Regions from separate parts of the Homo sapiens genome. Here region 2 is linked to region 1. A link is a contact called in ENCODE Hi-C or POLR2A ChIA-PET data. All regions are on one chromosome and are shown on one strand. The core of a region is the stretch at or near the end of the contact, and the rest is flanking DNA. Distances in the headings are between cores, read along the strand shown.

Region 1 (7,935 bases), core at 1,811-4,310:
CAGCCTTCCCCCACCCCGGCCCCCGCCCCAGACAGAGTCCTGCTGTGCTGCCCAGGCTGGAGTGTGGCGCGATCTCGGCCCACTGCAGCCTCTGCCGGGTTCAAGCAATTCTCCTGCCTCAGCCTCCCAAGTAGCTGGGACTACAGGCGTGTGCCACCATGCCCGGCTACTTGTTGTATTTTTAGTAGAGGCGGGGTTTCACCATGTTGGCCAGGCTGGTCTTGAATTCCCGACCTCAAGTTATCCCCCGGCATTGGCCTCCCAAAGTGCTGGGAGTACAGGCGTGAGCCACTGTGCCCGGCCTGGTCAGCCTTTAAAAATGTTTTTAAATAGTTATTCATTGATTTTAATTGACAAATGAAAATATATTTATGGTGTGCCCATTAATGTTTTAATGTATGTATACATTGTGGAATGGTTAAATCAGGCTAATTAGCATATCTGTTACCTCACTTAGTCATTTTTTTGTGGTGAGAACAATTGAAATCTACTCTCTTGGCAATTTTCAAGTATACAATACATTGCCATTGACCATAGTCAGCATGTGGTGCAATCGATCCCTTGAACTTGTCCCTCCAGTGTATCTTTGGTCAGTCTTGCCGTCCAGTTCTAGCCAGCACTGCTCCCTGGCATCTGTGCCTGACAGGGTCCAGGAATGGAGGCATTGATAGTGATAAGGAGCCTTTATAGTTTAAGTCCCACTGACTAATGTGAGTTATTACTTCTTTGCTGATAAGACCCATAGCTAGTCAGATATTGGGCACCCTCTTCCTGGGTCGACCTTTGAAGTTTCTTATTCTTGTCTTACCAGCTTTCTGTAGGCCTTAGCGATCCTTTCCTGTAGTTAAGTTGTGCCTTTTTCCTAAAGGAGTTAAGGTCTCTTGTTTTGTAGTAGGTAGTTAGGGGGAGAAAAAACAGTTTATTAGCATCTTTTTAAAAAAACCTTTTAATTACTAATAGAACACCTAGCAAAATGTATAAATTCTAAAAGCACGGTTCAATGAATTATCATATGGTGAACATAGATTATTCCCAGCACCACAGAAAGCCCTCCCATTGCTACCTCTCCTATCAACTGTTTCTTGATAACCTGCTAGAGGCAAGGTAGTGTTTGACCAATATCTGTGTGACTCTAGTAACTTAGCCTTGTACAGGAGATATATATTTGTGTGTGCACACGTATGTGTGTGTGTGTGTATATATATATATATATATATAAAATGAATATAAAAATCTCCATGATCCTAGCAAAATCCTACTGCTGCTGCTGCTGCTTTTTTTTTTTGAGATGGAGTTTTGCTCTTGTCACCCAGGCTGGAGTGCAATGGCACGATCTCGGCTCACTGCATCCTCCGCCTCCTAGGTTCAAGCAGTTCTTGTGCCTAAGCCTCCCGAGTAGCTGGGATTACAGGCGCCCACCACCACACCCAGCTAATTTTTGTATTTTTAGTAGAGATGGGGTTTCACCATGTTGGCTAGGCTGTTCTCAAACTCCTGACCTCAGGTGATCCACCCCCAATCAGCCTCCCAAAGTGCTGGGGATTACAGGCGTGAGCCACCGCGCCTGGCCTGTACTACTTCTTTAATCCAGGTCACAAATTGCAGTTTTTGAAGCTTCCACCCCTTCCTGCTCCTGAAAGAAAAGGTCCATGTCTTCGTTCATTCAGCCATTCATTCAGTAAATATGTGTTGATTACTTATAGTGTGTCAGACACTTGTGAGGTGCTGGGAACACAGCAGTGCATTAGAGAAAGGCCCTGACCTCAGGGAGCTTGTATGTTTAGGTCTGACTCATCTGTGCTAACCCAGTGCCCAGTGTCATGGTTGGTGTTTTTAAGCGTCTGCCAAACTGAATTAAGTAGTACTCCCTTTACTGGTTTCCTGTAGCAGTCATTCTCTTGTGTCATGGTTAGCTGTTTACACCTCTAGATTCCAGGATCCTGCAGTGTCAGTTATCCCTCTTGTGTCCCCAGTCTCGTGCACAGGGAGGGCTTCAGTCTGATTGTTGAAAGTATGCTAAATACCAAGTAAATGCTACAGTCATAAAGTGTTGTCGCAGGTGGAGAGGAGTCAGAAAGTGTTAATGACTATGCTAAAGCTTTTCTTGCTAAAGTCACCAGTAATCACCTAGTCTCTAAATCCCGTTGGAGCTGTAGATTCTTTACCTTGACTTTTCTGTAACACTTGACAGTGCCCTTGTCCTCTGGGAAACTTTTCTTGGTTTCACTGCTCTTGGCTGGTTGGCTTTCTTCACTCTCACCATTCTTCTCAGTCATCTCTGGGCCCTTTTCTGCCTATGGCTGTGTCATGCCTCAGAATCCCCTTCTTGATTCCCTGTTTTTTCCCCCTCCATGTTCTGTATTCTCCATTTGTCAGTGCTTCGCAGATTGGGTATTTCCTGCCTTGAGTCCTTTCCTGGGCTTCTTTCTCATTTATTCAGCTGTCACTGGGCATTTCCACATCATGTTCTTCACCAATGATTATCCAGAATGAGACCCCTAACAATACCTGCCTCCTGTTCCTAGCCACAGACCTGCTGCTCTACCTGTATTTTCTCTCCACACAGATGTACAAGACAGAAACCTTACAGTCATCTCTGTCACTCCTGCACTTCCACATTCTCCCACATCCATCCTGTCTCCTGGTGCAGTCAATCTTGCTTTCTGAATTTCTCTTGAAATAATTTCTCCTCCCAATCCACATCCATATTTCTTGCCTGGGTAACTCTCCACTGACTGATTTCCCAGCTGCCAATCTGGACCACCTCCAAAACATTTTCCACATTGCTGCTGGAGTGATCTTTTAAAAATGCAACTCCGATGTTGCCTGTCCGTCGGGTACATTCTTCAATAGCTCTTCTTTGCCTTCAGTCTTGCTGTCATCCTGTTCTCCCAGCTAAGCCACAGGAGGCTTAGTCCCTCCAGCCTTGCTTCCTGTCACTCCCTCTTTGCCTTATCGGTCCTCCCCAACCCTGAGTTGTCAGCACTTCCAGTTCCCAGCTCTTGAGAGCTCACCTCCACACTAGTGCACGTGTGTTGATGCTGCTGCTTCTGATGTGCCTCTTTTGTGTGGTCACTTTTACTCATCCTTCAAAGACCTCTTGAGCTGTCACTTCCCCTAGGAAGTGTTCTGTCAGTTGACTGCAATCTGAATTGAGGTTTGCATCCTGTGTTTTTCTTTCTCTGACACCACCCCATACTGTTCTCTTCTCAGTAGACTGAGTTTCAGGTCACTGTCTTTATCTCTGTCCATTGTGCCTAGAATATTGTAGCTGCTCAAACATACTTGAGTGAATGTATTCAAGTCCTTTTTTTTTTTAAACCATGATTGTGAGATTGGATTACCTGGGAGTTCATCTGGGTCTTTTTTGTTTCTCATTCTCATGTCAGAATTTAAGATTTGAAAACTGAATTTCACATGTATAGTTTTGGGAAAAGTCATCTTTAAATGAACCCTACATTTATGGCAAAAATTAGGGACAGGACTGAGTTTCAAGAAGTCGTTAGGCCACAGGTTTTTTGAGGGATGGCACAGGCTTTTAACTTACTAAAAAGGACAACTTTTGGCTGGGATTGATGACTCAATGCCTGATGACTCAATGCCTGTAATCCCAGCACTTTGGGAGGTCAAGGCAGGAGGATCACTTGAGGCCAGGAGTTTGATACCAGCCTGTCAACATAGTAGAACCCCCCATCTCTACAAAAAATAAGTAATGAGCCAGGTGCAGTGGCATGCACCTGTAGTAGGAGCTACTCAAGAGGCTGAGGTAGGAGGATCTGTGGAGGCCAGGAGTTTGAGGGTGACAGATGGAGAGACCCTGTCTCTAAAAAACAGGAGAACAACCTTTATCATACTTTGCCACTTTTTATTCTTAATCAGAAGTAACACATGTTCTTGTAAAATGTTGATTTAATACTAATGGAGTGCCTACTGCAACTCTCTTGATTCCACTGCCTTATTTTTTTCTTATATCACTAATACCATTTGAAATAATTTTGCACGTGTTTATTGTTTATCTCTTTTCAATGTATTTCTTTTGGTAATAGCTAATACTTCCCGAGCACTAACTATATACTGAGTGCTATTCTAAGTGTTTTATTTGTATTAATGCCTTTATTTCCTCTCACAGCCCTTTCAGGTAAGGTACTATAATTATCCCCAATTTCAACATGGGAAGACTGTAGCACCAAGGAGTTAAGTACCCACTGTGTATAGAGTGCCAGGTGGGGCTGGCATTTAAACTCTTGGCTTCAGAGTCCAAAAAACCTACTCTGCTCTATTGAGTCTCAGTGCAAGCCTGAAAGGGCACGTATGCCTTCTCCTGCAGTGCCTGCACCTAGAACGGCTCCCTCCTCGTAGTTGACATTCAGTGTGGATGAACACGAGGTATTCCAAGTAAGAAGTAAAAATAAAATCCTTCAGCACCTGTGGTACTGTGATATAATAAGAAATATGTGTTTGGTCTCTGCCCCCTCATTCCTGGCACAGAGCTCCTAAAACCCTGTGGATAGGGGCACTAGGAGAACCTCTTGTTCTAATATGTTCCTGACACAGAGCACCCTCAAACCTTTGTAATTTCCTGGGTGATAACAGAGCTCCTAAATCCCTTAGAATTTCCCAGGTGATAGGAGCATCTTTTGTTCTAACAAGATAACTGTGGTGGGCTCCTGGATAGCCAGGATGGTGGCTGGTTGCTAAGGGAACGAACCGCGTGATTACGGTGTTAGAACTTTCAGCCCCATGCCCCTGACCTCTGGGGAGGTGAGAGGGAGAGGGGGGCTGAAGGTCGAGCTGATCACTAATGACAGCATTGTGATCAATGATGCGTATGTAACGAAGTTTTCATAAAAACCCAAAAGGACAGTGTTTGAATGAGCATCCAGATAGCAGAACAGGTGGGGGTTCCTGGAGGGTGACTGCCTCGAGAGGGTGTGGAAGCTTTGCACCCTTCCCACATGCCTCACCCTTTGCGTCTTTTTAATCTGGCTGTTCCTGTGTTTCCTTTATAATCTTTATAATAAATTGTTCCCTTTATAATAAATGGGTAAACATAAGTAAGTGTTTCTTTGAGCTCAGTGAGCCAAGCTAGCAAATTAATCGAACCTGAGGAGGGGTCATGAGAACCCTGATTTAAAAACCTCTGTCAGAAGCACAGGTCACAACCTGGGACCTGCCATTGGCATCTGAAGTATGGGGCAGTCTTGGGGACTGAGCCCTCAGCCTGTGGGATCTGGCGCTCTCTCCAGGTAGATCGTGTCAGAATTGAATTACAGGACATCCAGCTGGTGTCTGCTGATGAATTGATTGGTTGCTGGTGGGGAGAAATCGCCATACGTTTTGGTGACCAGAGGTGAAATATTCTGTGCACGGTAGAGGGTAGGAAAGGCACTTTGGTTTTTTTCCTACATCTTCTTGGCGCACTCTTCCTCAGAGGTTAGTTGCTGTAATTTGTTTTCCTCATAAAGCTTTTCCTTTTCAATTACAAATATATATTTATGCACAGATGTAGTACTTATAAAATGAATGTTACCTCTCTTGGGAAACAGACTTTTTTTCTTCGCAACTCTTTGGAGAGCATGTCCCTTGAGGTGTGACATTATTTTAGCTGTGTAACAATTAACTGGATCTGAGTTGTTTTACATCAGCTAAATATCAGTCTCCTTGAGATTTGGGAAATATTTAAGTCTCATCAGCAGTATTTTGGGGAAGGGGGTGCTCCTGCAGACAGCAGCTGCTGTTTTCTGTTTGTTTGTTCATTGATTGATTGATTGAGACACAGTCTCGCTCTGTTGCCCAGACTGGAGTGCAGTGGCATGATCACTGCTCACTGCAGCCTCAACTTGCTGGACCCAAACAATCCTCCTGCCTCAGCCTCCTGAGTAGCTGGTACTATAGGAGTGTGCCACCATGCCCAGCTAATTTTAAAATTCTTTTTAGAGATGGAGTCTCACTTTTTTGCCCAGGCTGATATCTAACTCTGTACTCCAGTGATCCTCCTGCCTCGGCCTCCGAAAGTGTTGGGGTTACAGGTATGAGCCACTGTGCCCAGCATTCTGTGCGTTCTCACTGGCTGTCATGCCCTGCAAAGAAAGTTGACCAGGTGCAGTGGCTCATGCTTGTAATTCCAGTGCTTTGGGAGGCCGAGGTGGGATGATCACTTGAGCCCAGGAGTTCCAGACCAGCCTGAGCAACACAGTGAGATCTTGTCTCTACAGAAAATTAAAAAAGAAAGTAAAAAAAATTAGCTGAGTGTGGCACCTGTGGCCTAGCTAGCTACTCTAGAGACTGAGGTGGGAGGATCACTTGAGCCCAGTAGTTTGAGGTTACAGTGAGCTATGATTGTGCCACTGTGCTCCAACATTGGCAGTAGAGTGAGACTTTGTCTCTAAAAAACCACAACATTTTAAAATTTATTTAATGTCCCTGGATTCCTACAGGTATTGAATTCCTATGGGTATGGGATTTTGACTGTGGTCTTTTCCTAGTTTCTATAACTGTGCTGATAAGAAAAAAGAGACTGCCCTTTTTTTTAAACAAAACAAAACAAAACAAAACATCTGGAAGTTGGTCAAGTCTTATCTTTCCTTCTGTTTCTCTCTGGTGGTAGCAGACAGTTTACCTGTAGGTCAAGAGTTTTTAGATTAGCCTGGGATCCATGGATAGGAGTCAGAAGGGCTATCTATCTTCTGAAACCACATGTAGAATTTAGTTAAGTGTGCATTTCACATTTCACTGGGGAGAGTGTTTCATGTCAGATCCCAGGATGAGGATAAGCACGAACACTTTTTGATATAGGTGTATTCTTTGTCAAGTTGGCAACAAGGATCCTGGAAGCTGACTTGATTTAGGGATTAGAACATGTTTTTCCTTTTTATTCCTAGTCCCAGAAAATGATATCAGTGGGAATAAAATGAGAGAGGGCAGTTTGGACTGTTCCTCAGTGAAGAACAGGGGTTTGCACTCATCAGGTGGATGTATGGGCTTAGCCTGTATGCGGGGGCACCTGTTCATATTAAATCTCATGTTGTGGTGTGACAGCAATGTCATGACTGCCTTTGTCCCCTTGTGAGCTTTGTATCATGTAGAGTGGAGATAGCTCACACCCTCATTTAACTGGCCAGTTAATGAGGCTGCTGCTGCTGTGAAGTGTGTGTGTGCTTGTATATTGTTAAAAACTTAACATATAGGTTATTACTTTGGTAAAAGTAAAAAAAAAAAGTATATGGTATAAAAAGACAAATCACACTGTCTCAGTGGTACCACTTCCTAGTGAAATGATCTTGGGCAAAGTTACTCGCTGTGTGTCAATTTTCCTCATCAATAAAATGGGTACCAAAGTAGTGCCTGCCTGTATTGTGAGGATTGTAAAGATTACATAAAACAATAAATAATTCAGAAAAGGCAATTGAAATGTTTTCTGGTATATGGAAAACTGACAATAATTATCTCTTATGATGGTGGTGGTATTGATAACAATAATGACACCTAGAAAGGCCTGTAACCAAAAGTCAGTAGTCCTTCTTTCTTCACCCCAGCCCATTTTTAAGAAACAACCACTTTTAAATCCTCTAGCTATTTCTTTTATCTCCATATTTCAAAAAATTACATTTTCCTAATTTGCATCACTCCCTCAGCCTCGACTATGTTAAGCTTCTTTATTGACTTTCTCTTTTAGAAGATCAGATCAGGTTTTTATTTTTTTCTAGAGATAGGATCTCACTATGTTTCCCAGGCTGGAGTGCAGTGGCTATTCACAGATACCATCATAGCACATTGCATCCTTGAACTCCTGACCTCAAGCGATCCTCCTGCCTCATCCTTCAGAGTAGCTAGGGCTACAGGCATATGCCACCATTCCCAGCTTGAAGATTAGGGTTTTTTCTTTGTTTGTTTTTTGAGACTGAGTCTTGCTCTGTCACCCAGGCTGGAGTGCAG
Region 2 (7,935 bases), core at 2,062-4,561, 240 kb after region 1:
CAGCTAAATACTTTCATGTGTAAAACAGGAAGAAAAATAACTCCAGATCTCCCTACATCTCAGAACTATTACAGAAATCAAATGAAGTGATGATGTAGGAGCAAATGCTTTGTAAACTACAGCACACAATGTCTCTCTCTCTATATATAATTTATATATATAAAATACATATAATTATATATTTATATAAATTATATATAATACATATAATTATATATTTATATATAAATTATAATAAATACATATAATTATATATTTATATATAAATTATATATAATAAATACATATAATTACATATATTTATAAATTATAATAAATACATATAATTACATATATTTATATATGAATTATATATAATAAATACATATAATTATATATATTTATATGTAGATTATATATAAATATATATAATTTATATATATAATAATATATATAATTTATATATATAATTATATATATAATAAATATATATAATTTATATATATAATTATATATATAATAAATATATAATAATATATATAATTTATATATATAATTATATATATAATAAATATATATAATTTATATATATAATTATATATATAATAAATATATATACAAAATAAAATATATCTATATATATTTTTGAGATGGAGTCTCGCTCCGTTTCCAGGCTGGAGTGCAGCGGTATGATCTTGGCTCACTGCAACCTCCGCCTCTTGGGTTCAAGCAATTCTTCTGCCTCAGACTCCCGAGTAGCTGGGACTACAGGCATGTGCCACCACACCCAACTAATTTTTGTATTTTTAGTAGAGACAGGGTTTCACCATGTTAGCCAGGATGGTCTCATCTCCTGACCTGGTGATCCGCCTGCCTCGACCTCCCAAAGTGCTGGGATTACAGGCGTGAGCCACCGTGCCTGGCCGTCAATATTAGTTATTATCTAATTCCCTTCCTTCTCCTATAACCCTTCTCCTCACTGTGATAAACAGTGTTTTTGCTTTAGACAATCAGCTATTGACCCAAAGCTCACAGCTAATGGACTTGCCAATGGGCCTAATAATGAAAACATTGATTATGGCAACGTTCATGCTTTCTGCATCCCATTTTTAGAAGAAAGAGGTAAATTTCAATCAAACATCATGTTAAGCATTTCATTCAAATAAGCAGTCCATGGGTTAAGGTCAAGACTCCACTCAGACCCAACAAATTCTCCCACTGCCTTTGAGGGGCAGAGCAACTTCTCTGAAAAGAACCCCACTTTGCTCCCCCTGAAGCCCTGCAGTCACTGGGGAGTCTGGGGAGAGGCTGGCAGCAACATTCTTGGAGGCAGGGAGTGGGCAGTTATGCAGGGACTCTACTGATACTAATGTCCCCTGATGCGGTGTGGGTTGGGAGTCAGGGGGAACCACACATGGAGGACTGACGGTTTTAAGCCTGGAGAGCTTCTAGGGCAGATTTTGAAATCTGCGGCAGTACTACCCTTAGACCCAGGTGAGAGGAGCCCTGGCCTGGCCTTACATGTTTTTTTTTTTTTTTTTCTTTAGAGATGGGGTCTCACTCTGTCACCCAGGCTAGAGCACAGTGGCACAATCATAGCTCACTGCAGCCTTGAACTCCTGGGCTCAAGTGATCCTCCCGCCTCAGCCTCTGGAGTAGCTGGGACTACAGGCATGCACCACCATGCCCAGCTAATTTTAAAACATTTTAAAAGAGATGGAGTCTTGCTATGTTACCCAGGTTGGTCTTGACTTCCTGGCCTCCAGGGATCCTCCTGCCTCCGCCCGCCAAGTTGCTGGGATTACAGGCATGAACCACTGTGTCTGGCTGGCCTTACCCTTTTAAGAGACCCACTCTGGTATCTTCTGGCCATGCTCTTTCACACTGGGTAAGAAGTCTGTGGTGCTGAGAGGGTGGCCCCTCCTTCGAGAACACTCTCTGGGTACCTAGGATCTCAATATTTCCAGCCCAAATGTCCCTAAACATACCTCCAGAGTCTATTCAGGCCTTTTCACTGTCCTGTCTTTCCAAGGGCAGTCCACTCCACTGTGTATGCACTTTTGGGCCCACGGGGTGGCCAGAGGGTGGCTGTTTGTTGGGGGTGTGCATGGAGTTTGGGACCATGTGTTGGGTGCCCACATGCAAATGTGTGATGGAACATCTTTTTCAATGTGGTACAGAGCCAGGGGTGGGAGGGGAAGTAGGTGGAGCTAGGGGCTGAGGGTCACTTGTTCCTATGCTGCTAGGTTCTGGCACAAAACTTTGAGGAGTCCAAGAATCCTCAATGTAAACATAGCCTTCAGGTTTTTACAAAGGTATACTTGTCTAGGTAGGAGGATAGAACTTACTTGATTCAGCCCTCTGTTAGTCTGACCTATAACTTATAAATACTGAGAAATATGGCACCCTGGCCTTTGTATTCATACTCCGAAGCCTCAAATGTTTGTTAGGGATGGGCAGAGCTGGGAGATCTAGATGCACAGTTCTGGAACCCAGGACAGTTCCAACCTGGAATGTTTTCCTTTTGTTACGTGTGGTTTCACTGCTGCTTGTTTAGTCTTAACATGCACAAAGCACCCTTACAATCAGTGTCACGTCTACTTTGTACATCAATTGCATGAGGTGGGCATCTTTCTATTTTCCATTATGCAGTAGGGAACTTGCTCAAGATCTTTCCGCTAGTGAGGGGCAGAATCAAACTGTGAACCCAAGGTCTGATTCTAAACACATGCTTTCTCATGATGCCTCCCTAGTACAAAATTAAGAGTCCAAAAGCTCTGAAAAATAATAAAAGTCATGAATGAGATTAGCTGATACACACTGCTATGACCATGCCAGTTGTTAAAATATTCAAACATTTTTGGAACAATTGCTAAACGACCCCTCTCCCTCCCCGTAATGCCTTCTCTTTGGCCACCCAGGTTCCTCCTCAGCTACCCACCACCATGTCTCCAAAAATTAATCAACTAAAGTGTTTACACAGGCACAGCAGGGGATCTCCAAGACAGGCTCTGGTTCTAAAGCTGAGTATATTAATAGTTCTGATAACATCATCTTGATCATAGCTCACACTTAACCTGAATGCCAGGCACTGTCCTGAGAGTCTGTGGTCTAACCGCTATGTTCAGCCTACTCTTTAAAGGAATCCTGACTGCTGCGTTAACTTTACTGCACTTAGAGGGTGGGAAAAGAGGCTTCTGCCTTTTCTCTTCATCTTCATGGCTGGAACCTAAGGCTCTACTATTTGGGTATGTGGCAAGTTTAGTTAAAGAGAACACCACACCCTGAGCATTGAGGCTTTTCATCTAACGTGAAGGAGAGCAATGTGCTCCCAGTCACGTGAGTCTCATGTTCCGTGTCATTGCTGACTTTGCAGCAACTTTCTCCTCCCAACCCCTCCACAGGAGGAGCTGGAAATAACAGTGCATGGTGGGACAGTGAAGAGAGAGGAGGCACGGAGGTGGAGTCTGACACAAGGCTGGGGTCAGAGGGGAGCCAGGCCAGGCGCCTGTCACCTGGGCAGCCACCTGGCCCCTGAGACCAATTTCCAGCCCTGCCTCTGGCAGAGGTCCTGATTCTCAGATGCTTTGCAACCATGATTACAGAGTAAGTGTTAAAATTAGGATTTTCCTCATTCCGCACTGTTTATATCAGACTCCAAGCAGCCTGTAAATACTCCCCCCTCCCACTTTCCCCTCCGCCCACTTCCTTTCTGACCACATCCTTTTCTTTTTGGCGCACAAGGAGGCATTTTTCCTATTGCAGAAAAGATCATTTGCAGTGTTTTTCAAGAGTCATCAGTGCAGAGACAGGCTTCATGTTTGTTACCACTCTTGCGTCCTGTTTAGGGTGAGTTCTTCCAGCATTAGAGACATCTTCTCACTGTGTATTTAACCTTCACCACGTGGAGGTCAGGTTACCTTGTGCCCTCTAAGTAAGTTGCCCCAGCTGGGTTCTCAGAGTCCTCTGCTGACTTGTTTCAATTTGACAGCCCTGAGGTCTGGGGTCGTTGGCCAGTTTTCTAGGTCACATCTGAAAATGGTTGACTTCCGACTCCAATTCTGAGTTTCTTGGAGCAAAGCGCCTTACCCCACACAGAGAAGCAGTGTTCTCTAATGCCTGCAGAGCGCCGTGCAGGCCCAGGCTGTGTCCCTTACAAGGGTCGTGTCCCCTGACCACACAGCAAGCCCTTTTGGCTCCTTACCAGTCACTGGGACTTGTGCCAGGCCCAGTGGCATTTGTTCTCCATCCCGAAGGTCACAGCCCACCCAAGGTGGCAGGTCAGATGCCTTCCCACAGGAGTAAGGCCCTGCTTATGCCAGGCTCTGGGGGTGCCAAGAGGAAGCAGAGGAAACTGGGGCTGGAGGTAGAGGTCAGCAGGCCTCCTAAGGGGAAATGGGGCTGCAGTGGGACCCCAAAAGATGAGGGGGAATCGATGTGGGCAGCATTCCAGGTGGCGAGCACAGAGACCTGCCTGTCCCTCACCATGCCCCAATCCTCACCTGCTCTTAGACCAACATGTTTCTCCACTATGCCTCTACAATATGGCCAGAATTTGTCTCTTCTGTCTAACCCCATGGCCGCCACCCTTCTCCAAGCCATTTCTCCTCTATCCGGGACCATGCAGGTCCTCTCCTCACTGGGACACTGCTTCCAAGCTTGTGCTGCCCCTGCAAGCCACGAATATGGTTTTTATAAAATGTACATCAGGCCATGTCTCATCTCTGAAAAATCCTATGATGGTTTTCTACTGCACCCAGATGTCCATGTTTCCTTATTTGCCCCACCAGTTCTCCAGCCTCATTCATCCTCACCCCCTCCCTTCTGGCTCTCTAGACTTCAGCAACTTCAACTTTTTTCACTTTTCAACAAGATAAGCTTCCTCCCACTGGACTTGCTGGGCCTTTGGATTTGCTGTTCCCTTTGCCCAGGACCATTTTCTTTCAGTTCTTTACAACCTGGACTCCTTTTCTTTTTCTGAAAATAGAGATGGGGTCTCACTACCTTTCCCAGGCTGGTCTTGAACTCCTAGGCTCAAATGATCTTCCTGCCTCAACCCCCACAGAGTGTTGGGATTATGGGCATAAGCCACCACCCTTGGCTCCCTTTCATCCTCAACTTGCAGCTCCAGGCCACCTTCTGAGAGTGGCTTCCAATTGCATATGCATTTCAGTGTGCTGATTTGCTTGTGTCTATGACAGTTTTCCACTAGACTGCATGCGTCCTGAGGACAGGCTTTGCTGCATCTTCAGTACCTCCAGAAGAGCCCAGAACAGGTGCTTCCTTCAAGCAGCGCAATGAATGGGGCAAGTGTTTCTGGAAGAGCAGGTAGGGCTGGCTGTGAGGTGAGTTCAAGGGAGCTGCAGAGGGAGTAAGATGGGGAAGGCTCTTCTGGAGTCTAGGGGAGAGTCCCACGTGACAGCCGAAGGGATGGGAAGGGACTGAATGCAGACACATTGGAACGAGTGTCCCTGGGGCTCCTGGCAAGGTACTAAGTGCCTTTCCTCTGACAGCTTGCATTAAATAGGAGCCCAGCTAAGCTGGGAGAGGATGTAGGGGCTGGGTGGTGGCATTGAGGGGCATGGGGGTGCAACACACATTCAATCCAGCCCATGGCAGTAGACTGTATCCTCTACTTGCAGCCCTTGAAGCCAGACAAATGGCAGGTAGAGGAGATGGGGAGTGGATGTGTGTTTTTTTCCTTCTTATTTTGGAATTCTGCTATTATAGGCAAACCTTAGTTAACCTGAGAAAAGACATTATTGGGTGGATACACCAAAATGTGAAAAGTGCTTATCTATAGTTGTGGGACTATAGGAGTTTTCTCTTTATTTTGTGAATATTCTCATTAAAAAAATTAATTTGTCTTTATTCTGTAATAAAAAGGAATGAGTTACCTCACAGAATTACATAGAATGAATATGAAGCATTTCAGGGAAAGAGAGAGGAGGGGTAGGGGAAGAGTGCGGGGTGGGACTCCCAAGACCTGCATGCAAATCTGGATGTTACCACCTGCTACCACGTGGCCTTGGACAAATCACTAAGCCTCTTTGGGCTTTCATTTCTTATGTGAATGGGGATAATAACAAAACCCACGCTGTAGGTTTTTCCTTTTTTTTGAAATGCAGTTTTGCTCGGTCACCCAGGCTGGAGTGCGGTGGCGCGATCTCAGCTCACTGCAACCTCTGCCTCTTGGGTTCAAGTGCTTCTCCTGCCTCAGCCTCCGGAGTAGCTAGGACTACACGTGCGTGCCACCACGCCCAGCTGATTTTTGTAGTTTTAGTAGAGACGGGTTTCACTATGTTGATCAGGATGGTCTCGATCTCTTGACCTCATGATCCGTCTGCCTCGGCCTCCCAAAGTGCTGGGATTACAGGCGTGAGCCACGCACCCAGCTTTTTTTTTTTTTTTTTTTTTTTTAATGAGAACCCTATGAAAACTAATCTATATCATGCCTGCGTGGCACATAACAGCTCACAAATGAGAACTATTATTATGGGTATTGCTCATTCAAAAAGGATGTTGGCTGGCTGGGACCTGAGCTTCTTCAAAGGGTAGGACTCATTTCCTCCCTTTACGCAAGTAAGAACTGAGTATTTCCCTTCCATCTTGACAAGGTAACAGGAGGGTAGATGGCCACACTTTATTTACATAATAAGGACACTGAAGTAGAGAAATGATTCATTCATGGCATGCACCAAGAAAGACGCACATCCACAGATAGTATTCTTTTCACAAAGAGCACCTACTTTGTTCTTAACATTGTGTTAGACTTTGTGGATAACACAGAGGATGTAGAAACCACACACACACACACACACACACACACACACACTCTCTCTCTCTCTCTCTCTCTCTCTCTTTCTCTCTCTCTCTTTGCATATAATTTCATCTGGTGAGGGTCTCAAGTCTAAAAATATCTGCTCTGGAAGCTACCAGCCTAGATGCCCTTTCTGGCATGACTTTTGGGCTCCAAAGTGAGCCCTTTCACCTTCAGTTTCCTCATCTATAAAACAGAGAGTAGAATAAACAACCTCATGGATAAGGATATGTCCAGCTCCTATAATCTCTGACCAAAGACCTCAGTCCTTGTGCTGATGGCGAGTGCAATTTTCAGGGCCACAAGGGAAGAGTTATGGTTTCAGAAAAGAGAAATATAGTGGTTATTCCCAAGGGATGAGTTGCTTCTCCCAGAATACAGGACACCACACTGTAAGGCTGTAAGGCTCCCAGGGATTCAGAGTGGCTTCCCTGCACCTGGGTCCACGTCTACTCTCCTATCAGGGTTCTAGCTCCTCCTGAATGAGTCTCCTGTGACACCTGCAGCTGGGAGGACTACAGCTCTTGAGCCCTGCTGGATGTCTCTGACTTGCTGCTTGTCAGGCTTGCCACCTGCGCATCAGGTGGTGGAAGTGGGGCACCACTCCTGCCTGCACATGGCCTGGATCCCAGCCCCAAAGCCTGGCTTACCTTGGTGCCTGTACCTGGAGTCTACAATCCTGCAGGTCCTGTGGCTATAAAAGGCCTTAACACCGTGAACACCTAATGCCTTTCTTCTTATTTTTTTCCCTTTGTGCCTGGGCATTGACAGAGAAGGTGTGGTGCACTTATTTCTTTTTACCTTATTTGTCAAGGAAGACTCCTAGTATGGAACCTTCTGGTGGATCCCTGGAAGAGAAGCTCTTGGGGCCCTCCGCCATTTACCCTGTCTTGGTTAACTGGCACAGTTTGGCAGTGCATCCTCATCTCATGGACTGTTTTAGCATCCCATGGACTGTTTTAGCACAGAACATCTGCAGTTTTAACTGTTACTTGTAAAGACACGACTAGTTTTTTTGTGGCTGAATCTAATGGCAGCATATGCATCTGATGGAGATAATGAACACTGAGCATAGTTGGCTGGGGACCCTGGGCAGCTCAGGGGAAGGGGGGCCACTGTACCATCCCTTCCCATCT

Evidence for each region. A loop is a pair of places that touch in the nucleus more often than their neighbours do. ChIA-PET counts read pairs that join two places held with the same protein, here RNA polymerase II (POLR2A). Pooled maps may share reads with other maps.
Region 2: a pooled map shows a loop between it and region 1 (6-fold over the local background). The contact joins the promoter of FAM78B-AS1 here to the enhancer-like site in region 1. A Hi-C loop is called at or near these places in 1 of 37 single-sample maps with no recorded cell type and 4 of 50 pooled maps. POLR2A ChIA-PET finds 5 or more read pairs at or near these places in 1 of 52 experiments (GM12878).

Annotation. Positions count from the first base shown.
Region 1 is chr1:165,839,916-165,847,850 of GRCh38, forward strand. All of the region lies in intron 1 of UCK2 (uridine-cytidine kinase 2), which reads left to right. Among named protein-coding and RNA genes, the nearest start is that of UCK2, 16 kb to the left of the region's middle. RefSeq lists a silencer at 2,954-3,140. Within about 2 kb of position 3,061, at least 2 of the 41 ENCODE cell types and tissues checked have a DNase peak (open chromatin) inside an H3K27ac peak, as active enhancers do.
Region 2 is chr1:166,077,425-166,085,359 of GRCh38, forward strand. It overlaps FAM78B-AS1 (FAM78B antisense RNA 1), which reads left to right and starts at 3,312. Exons shown (of 3, transcript NR_184318.1): 1 at 3,312-3,828; 2 at 5,181-5,307. All of the region lies in intron 1 of FAM78B (family with sequence similarity 78 member B), which reads right to left.